Regions from separate parts of the Homo sapiens genome. Here region 2 is linked to region 1. The links are chromatin contacts, found by Hi-C or POLR2A ChIA-PET in ENCODE. All regions are on one chromosome and are shown on one strand. The core of a region is the stretch at or near the end of the contact, and the rest is flanking DNA. Distances in the headings are between cores, read along the strand shown. Region 1 overlaps DMD (dystrophin). Region 2 has its middle 20 kb from the start of TASL.

Evidence for each region. A loop is a pair of places that touch in the nucleus more often than their neighbours do. ChIA-PET counts read pairs that join two places held with the same protein, here RNA polymerase II (POLR2A). Pooled maps may share reads with other maps.
Region 2: a pooled map shows a loop between it and region 1 (4-fold over the local background). The contact joins two enhancer-like sites. A Hi-C loop is called at or near these places in 2 of 37 single-sample maps with no recorded cell type and 1 of 50 pooled maps. POLR2A ChIA-PET finds 5 or more read pairs at or near these places in 2 of 52 experiments (GM12878 and OCI-LY7).

Annotation. Positions count from the first base shown.
Region 1 is chrX:31,226,073-31,230,139 of GRCh38, reverse strand. The region is part of intron 63 of DMD (dystrophin); the gene reads left to right. Among named protein-coding and RNA genes, the nearest start is that of FTHL17, 160 kb to the right of the region's middle. RefSeq lists silencers at 907-956, 2,554-2,848. Within about 2 kb of position 1,444, at least 6 of the 41 ENCODE cell types and tissues checked have a DNase peak (open chromatin) inside an H3K27ac peak, as active enhancers do; they include GM12878, where a contact is called at or near this core.
Region 2 is chrX:30,595,999-30,600,180 of GRCh38, reverse strand. No RefSeq gene overlaps it. Among named protein-coding and RNA genes, the nearest start is that of TASL, 20 kb to the right of the region's middle. RefSeq lists an enhancer at 2,665-2,714. Within about 2 kb of position 2,485, at least 3 of the 41 ENCODE cell types and tissues checked have a DNase peak (open chromatin) inside an H3K27ac peak, as active enhancers do; they include GM12878, where a contact is called at or near this core.

The sequences.
Region 1 (4,067 bases), core at 195-2,694:
TTAAGAGGCCTCAAATATATCTAAAAAATTATAGACCAAGTATGATGTGTTAGTGTTCCTCTTCTCTCAGCTAATTCTTTAAAGATATGTTCCAGAATTCCTGGTCTGTTCTTGAAGATCTCCCAATAATTCTAGACTTCTGAAGCCTGGATATTTTGGCTTAATTTGCTTTCAAGACAGACTGGATTTAAATTACTCAATTTGTCTGAAGTCTCATTAAGATCCAAGGTTCTTGTCTGTTCTAGTGAGTTTGAGCTGGCAAGAATAATACTTGTCATCTGAAAAGTCCATTAGAATCCTTTGGAGGAGTGAGACTGGAAAATTGGAGACATATTATTATATTTTAAAATATGCCACCTTTCTATAATAGGAGTATGTGGGGAGACTGCCTTGTTTTGGCTTCTTGGGAAAATTTGGAAAATTAGTAAAATAGGCAGGCAGTAGTAGTTCAATGCGTATTGTATGCCAAACACTGAATTTAGAACAATACTCCCCCAAAAGCATATGTGCTCTAAATTTTATTTTTCACTTACCACCTGGGAGATTTGGATTAAATTTCTTCTGGGAAATAGAGTTGGTATGAAGAAACAAAGACCACTATACCAATTTATCTGTTGGAATAATCATTTAGCCGTACAGCTCTTTCCACTCATAAAGTTAATGAGGTCATTATTGTTCTTTCTAGCTAATAGATAGGCATATTGAAACCTTAGGCCTTTCCAAAAAGTCTCCATAAGCCATTGGAAAGATAGACTAAAACACTCCTTGTTTTAAATTCTAGACCTCAGTTCAGTCAGAGATAGTAGGATTTTTGCAGTATTATTAAAAAGACAGAAACCAGCTATAAAATTGAAATGAAGGGACTTAATGTTTTTTTTCTGTAATATCTTTGGAATGCTTCCATGGCTTTAAAATGCTGAGGTGTTTCTCACTATTTTTCAAAAGCATGTAACATGTAGATATGTGACGCAAACTTGACCAGTTGTTCCTCTTTTCTGGTGAATTTTGACACCTGCTACTATTACACAGAGTAAAAGTGAAAGTCATAAAACAGAAATACTTACCAAAGTCAAGAAAAATGCATAGACTAAACAAAGGGGCAAGAGAAGCCTATTACTTGTTTCATGTTTCAAAATAAAAGATGAATGGCCTATCACTTCAGTAGTTGGAAATTCAACTTGAGAAGGTAGGTGGTTTGATGTTTGCCCTTGTTCCTTACGTTTCTAGATTTCTCTATTTATAGGCTAGAACCAGCCCTGGATAAAATAATACAAGTTATGAAGAGAAATGTGCAGTTCAGCATTTTTACCCTTCTGAAGTGCGCTTTCTCCCAGCTGCCATGGAAACATGGCGTAACTGGTTTCTTGGATAGTCTCACTCCTCTTGAGTTCCGGCTGTGAGAGCTAGTGAGCTCATTACAACTTGGATCAGAGTCCTGGAAAGTCAGCTCCCAGGGAAAGTGGAGGACAGTCTCTCATGGGGCACGGGAATGGGGGGCTTTAGCTTTATTAAACTGCATACATACTTTCACTACACAGTCATCCCAAGCTTTAGCCCAGGACAGTGTCACATTGTTCACAGCTGTATTGCATCTTGAGGTTTCTGTGTGCATCCTACACACTTTCCTAAGGCAGAGACTTATCTCTTCCAGCTGTAAGCCGGAGGGAGTGGTGCTGCAGACTCCTAGCAACACATGCGGACTCAAACAACACAGGCAGTTAACTCTCTTGAGTAGTAGACTTGTAGGGCACCAGAACTCCGTTGCAGTTCACTGACAGTTACCAGATATACATTTGTATGGCTTCCGTAGCATTGTGATGGAAGCTAAACGTTTGCCCTGCTACTTTCTTTTTTTTTTTTTTTTATTTTTTTATTTTTTTTTTATTATACTTTAAGTTTTAGGGTACATGTGCACATTGTGCAGGTTAGTTACATATGTATACATGTGCCATGCTGGTGCGCTGCACCCACTAACTCGTCATCTAGCATTAGGTATATCACCCAGTGCTATCCCCCCCACTCCCCCCACCCCACCACAGTCCCCAGAGTGTGATATTCCCCTTCCTGTGTCCATGTGATCTCATTGTTCAATTCCCACCTATGAGTGAGAATATGCGGTGTTTGGTTTTTTGTTCTTGCGATAGTTTACTGAGAATGATGATTTCCAATTTCATCCATGTCCCTACAAAGGACATGAACTCATCCTTTTTTATGGCTGCATAGTATTCCATGGTGTATATGTGCCACATTTTCTTAATCCAGTCTATCATTGTTGGACATTTGGGTTGGTTCCAAGTCTTTGCTATTGTGAATAATGCCACAATGTGAAGGACCTCTTCAAGGAGAACTACAAACCACTGCTCAAGGAAATAAAAGAGGATACAAACAAATGGAAGAACATTCCATGCTCATGGGTAGGAAGAATCAATATCGTGAAAATGGTCATACTGCCCAAGGTAATTTACAGATTCAATGCCATCCCCATCAAGCTACCAATGACTTTCTTCACAGAATTGGAAAAAACTACTTTAAAGTTCATATGGAACCAAAAAAGAGCCCGCATTGCCAAGTCAGTCCTAAGCCAAAAGAACAAAGCTGGAGGCATTCCCTGCTACTTTCTTCTGGTATGCCTGAATCACTGTTTGAGAATGGATTGGACTTTGGTGCGTGGAAAACTGGTAGCAGAAGGCTTATTCACTGCAGTGGGTTGGGGGTAGGCTGAAAAGATGTCAGGGAGGATTAACTAGAGGCAGAATGTGTCATAGTTAGAAGTATTTAGAAGGGAAGAAAGTTTGAACTCTGATACTGTTCCACACTAATATTCATGCCCTGAAAGAATCAGATCATTCTTGCCTCTCCCACTTGGATCTCTAGCTACTGGAATTTGCCAATTCTTGATATGAACGCTAAGATTTGGATGGAGCTTGTGACCTCATTTAGACCATTTGTTCTAAATGCTGAATAGAACCAGGAAAATAGGAAAAGAGGGTAGAATTGGGGTCATAAGAGAGGAATCGTCGTTCTTTGAAAGAAGAAAGATGATAGGAAACTAGGCACATGAGTTACGAGGCAGTGGAGAAGGAGGATTAGAAAGGGAAAAAAAGAAGAGAAACTTTATGCCAATATCTTCTACAAGATGTTTGGCTGGCACAAAACTAACACTCAATACTTTTGCATAAGTAAAGGAATGAGAGAAAATTTGGGATTGGATGCTTATCCCCTGGAAACTGCTACAGGCTGGTGTTAATGGGAAAGGGATCTGTATTTGACCAAAAGTGCATTTCCACGTCTCTACATTTCTTTTTATAAAGAGTCAAAGGGACTCAATGATGAGTGTGTGTGTAAGGGAACTCCACACTAGCAAGTACAGGAAAAATTTGATGGTACTGGTGAAGGATGTTGCACCAATCTGGAGGGGAGGACAGGAATTGGTTTCTCATGGATTGATGCCGCAAGACAATTCATACCATGAGTTGGCTGAGACCACTTAAAAAAGTAAGCAGTGATGACTGGGCAAAAGAGACAAAGGAAGAACCACATCTTTTAGGGGAGAGAGAGAGAAGGACAATTAAAGGGACTCAACTAGATCAAGTTCTGCTCACTAAAGGACAGCGTCCAGGCAAATGTTAATTATCTTCAAGAAGCAATCTGTATATATAGCATTTCAAGATACTCCGAGATGCTTTTAATTTATTGAATACTTTTTATTGGTATTTATCATAAACAAGAGACTCACAAATATATCCCAGAGGGGAGGTTTTGGTGTAGTTGACTATAGTAGTTATTAAATAATCTATTAATAAAAGCCCACAAAATGGAAGATAGAAAGATAGAAAAACAAAAGACAACACAGGATGGTGTTGGTATACAGAATTTATACTTGAAGTTTAACAACACGGAACAAGAAACTTTATTAAAATATTCATTTAAAGAACTTCCATATGAATCACCAGAGGCTCTTAGTAAAATATTGATTCGGATTCACAGATCTGGGTGGGGCCTGAGATTCTGCATTTCTCATAAGCTCCAAGCAGATACTGATGCTATTCTTCCTCAAATCACACTTT
Region 2 (4,182 bases), core at 1,236-3,735, 630 kb after region 1:
GAAATATTTACTCTCTTTTTGCATACCTTCCCAGAGATAATGTATTTAGAACTATAAATATATATAACATATAATCTGTTATATACATTATATTAATAATATAATATAATTATTAATATAATATATATTTCATATATGTGTATATTTCATATATTCACTTATGTGGGATATATATCCCATGTAAGAAATATATAAAGGCCGGGCGCGGTGGCTCACGCCTGTAATCCCAGCACTTTGGGAGGCCGAGGCGGGCGGATCACGAGGTCAGGAGATCGAGACCATCCCGGCTAAAACGGTGAAACCCCGTCTCTACTAAAAATACAAAAAATTAGCCGGGCGTAGTGGCGGGCGCCTGTAGTCCCAGCTACTTGGGAGGCTGAGGCAGGAGAATGGGGTGAACCCGGGAGGCGGAGCTTGCAGTGAGCCGAGATCCCGCCACTGCACTCCAGCCTGGGCGACAGAGCGAGACTCCGTCTCAAAAAAAAAAAAAAAAAAAAAAAAAGAAATATATAAAATATTATATATAAACATATACACACAGACACACGTATTATATATATGTGTGTGTATATGTATGTGTATATATTCATATATATGTGGAGTGTGCTATTCATTTATTTGGGATGAATAGCACACTCCAAATTCTTAGTTGAGAATCATCTAGGACATATATATATTTAGATATATGTATATGTATATATGTATATGCATACATATATGCATATATATGTTTATATACACACAAATATGTATATATATGCATATATATGTGTGTATATACATATGTGTGTATATATATGTGTGTGTGTGTATATATATATATCCCACATAAATGAATAGCAGACTCCAAACATTATTTAACACCTTATTTTTTTCTTATACTAGATCTTGGAGATCTATTACATTTCAGTTCACTGAAATTTCCAATGTTTTCTCTAGGTGGCAAAAACTATTAAAGTGAAAGACATCTTTTTTTGAGTGAGACTAATTAAAACAAACAAAGAGAAGGAAATATATTTTAAATGACACTCAGAACCCCTAATGTCACGAGGCACAGAGAACAGCAGTTAGGCAAAGAACAAGAGGTATGCAGTGGGTGGTAGGGGACTGGCTAGAGCTGGGAAATGGTGGGGATGGCATTGCTCAGTTCTAGCTGGGAGGATAGACTGGGAAAAACAGGAGTGGCTGAGGTCAGCCACTAGAGATAGGAAGGGAAAGAAATTTATGGAGAATGAGCAAGAACTATTGAAATCCTTAAGAATCCCTGATTTTGTTCTACTCTGTATATGTGGACAGAGGATATTTCTGCCTAGCTGCCATCCCCAGTTTATGCTTCACAGTACATCCTTGTAGCCTATCTTAGTTTCTGTCCTACTTGATTCTCCTGCCTCTTGCAGTTCTCTCCACAGCAGGGCTGCCCTGATGTGAGGCGACTCTCAAGGCCAGTCTGGGGCCTGTTTTCTCTGGCCTTGCTTGAGGTGGCTTCTTCACCATGGCTGATATAGAGGCCAGGAAGGACTCAACCTCTCCTCCCCTGAGACTCTCCTAGGGAATCCAGAATCCTCATTCAATATCTTTCCTATCACAGTGCTGTGTTGGAGCACTGGCTTTTCACAAATCCTTCTCTGTTCTTTGCCTAGAGGTGGAAAATCTTGGAGAATTAACAGCCACTCCCTGCTTTCTAAGGGAATGGCCTTCTGCTAACCTTCCGAGGGGCTCAGGTTATCCTTTGTGTAATAATTCTTGAGTTGGGGTGGGGATTTCTGCTTTCCTCCAGTGACAGTCTTCGACTTGGATCTAGGATTGGTCTTCTTCATGAAAGTAGAGGTTTTGTTTTGTACAATGCCTAAAATAGTCCTTAGGAGAATCTCTGTCTTCAGAAAAAATATGTGTCGAATGAGTGAGTGGATAAAAACGTAGTTAGGTTTCTAAGGTACCAGAAAAACTAACTTAAGCAGAGTGCAAGTGGAGTCTATGCTAAGAAAACTATGGATGAGAACCAATAAGTGTAGCAATGCTCGTAGGGGAAATGTCTTCAGAGATTCCTGACCCCTTGAGGCAGCTCTAACTGGCAGAGTACATCCTTTAGTTCCAAGCTTCCAGTGGAGTCCATCTGGGCAGAGACTGGAGTTCTAGAGTTAGGAAACAGAGACTCAAATAGACAGTGGGAAGGCCTGAGCAGGGAGAAGTCCATATTAGGTTTGGGCCTGAGGGGCTGGAGTAGGCATGAGGGAGTGGATGAGCCTGGGGAAATGAGGGTTCCTGTGGAAAGGACAGGTTGGTTGTCCCTTTCTTTTTCACTTATATCACTGGGGAGTTCTTAGATGGAATGAGTAGAGACTGAAACCTTAGAGTGGGCGGAAGAGGGTAAGTGGAAAGAGAGAGAGAGAAGAAGCAGCAGCAGTTAAAACGCTTGGAGCCCTTAGTTACAAAACAGGATTTTCACTTCTCTTTTTTTTTTTTTTTCTTGCTGGTAGATGCTGTTGCCCACTGAGGGAGGGTTTTCCTGTCCCCAAAGCCCCTTCCCTTCTTGCAGAGCCCCTTCGCCTTAATTTTACCTGGGAAAGCCAAGAAGGAGCCATCAGGACTCAGGAAGTAAGACTGAGAAAAGATGTAGATGTGGCAGGGAAACAGAGTCAGAGTCCACAGCAGGGTGTACAGTTAGGGACAGGGAGGTGATGAGGGAAGAACTTCTATTTCCCAACCCCAGCATGATCCAGAGGGAGGCAATTTCTGAGCACACAGGAAGGACCAAGTTGTTTGCCTTTGTGTGCTTTTTCATAAGTAAACATGAATAACCTTTCTTTCTAGATAAGGAGTCTTGCATTGGCTGAAGAAATGGAGTTCCATTTAGGAAAAGGAGCTCTTGTCTTGGAAGTTAACACACAAACCCATTTTAGAAGATTGAGTAACAACACCACTACCATTATTTTTAGAAAAAGGAAATACACCCCAAGACGACTAATTATTGTGATGGCAAATGAAGGAAATGGTTTTATTGTCAGATCCATGATTTTTCCGGTGCCCTGGTCTTCTCCAGGAGCAGGTGTGTTCTTTGATGGGTGTCTGTCATATGCTCAGTGTGACATAGACCACATTCCTTTCCCATCTGCAGACTTGACCACGACATCCTGATCTCAAAATCTGAAAATGTAAACTGAACTACACCCCTTTTAGGAATCTATTCTTAGTGATTTCTGTGAATTAACTTCTTGCTAAAATTTCCACACACTTAAGGTTTTTCCACACATGATTTTGTCTCTCCTCGAGGAAATGAAACAAATAAACCAAGATCTTTTGATCATATGACATTTTGGATGCAAATAGGCAAAAGTATTTGTTTCAAGCATTGAAGTACTTCCTTTATTCAAGTAATAATTACAAGTATCTTAATTATAATTTTTTTATTCAGAGTTTTTCATTACTATTTCTACTTAGGAGATTTTGTGGGATTTTTTTGTTTTGTTTTGTTTTGTTTTTTGAGATGGAGTTTCACTCTTGTTGCCCAGGCTGGAGTGCAGTGGCGCGATCTCGGCTCACTGCAACCTTTGCCTCCCGGGTTCAAGCAATTCTCCTGCCTCAGCCTCCCGAGTAGCTGGGATTACAGGCATGTGCCACCACACCCGGCTAATTTTGTATTTTTAGTAGACATGGGGTTTCTCCATGTTGGTCAGGCTGGTCTCGAACTCCCGACCTCAGGTGATCCACCCGCCTCAGCTTCCCAAAGTGCTGGGATTACAGGCGTGAGCTACCATGCCTGGCCAGGAGATGTTTTAGTAAAATGGTTTTGAAGCCATTCCTCTTGGGCTAAAATCTTAGCACCATAGTTACTAGCTGTGTCCTTGAGAAGTTCTTTGGGTCTCTGTTTCCCTATGTTCTAAAATAGGGTGTATATGGGTACCCGCCTGTTGGAATGATTAAATAAGTTAATACATTTAAAGTTCAACTGTTTTTAGTGCATAATAAATGCTTGATATGCCTTAATATCTGTTATTTACACCCTAAACGGTTCAATAGAAGGAAAACAGCTTGGCGTAGTGGCAACAGAGTAAGCTTAGAATCAGGAATATTTCGATCTAAATCCTGATCCTTGCTTGATCTTAGAAAATTATTTAGCCTTTCTGAGCTTCAATTTATTTATTTGTAAAATAGGAATAGTAACATATAGTTTGTGGATGTTAC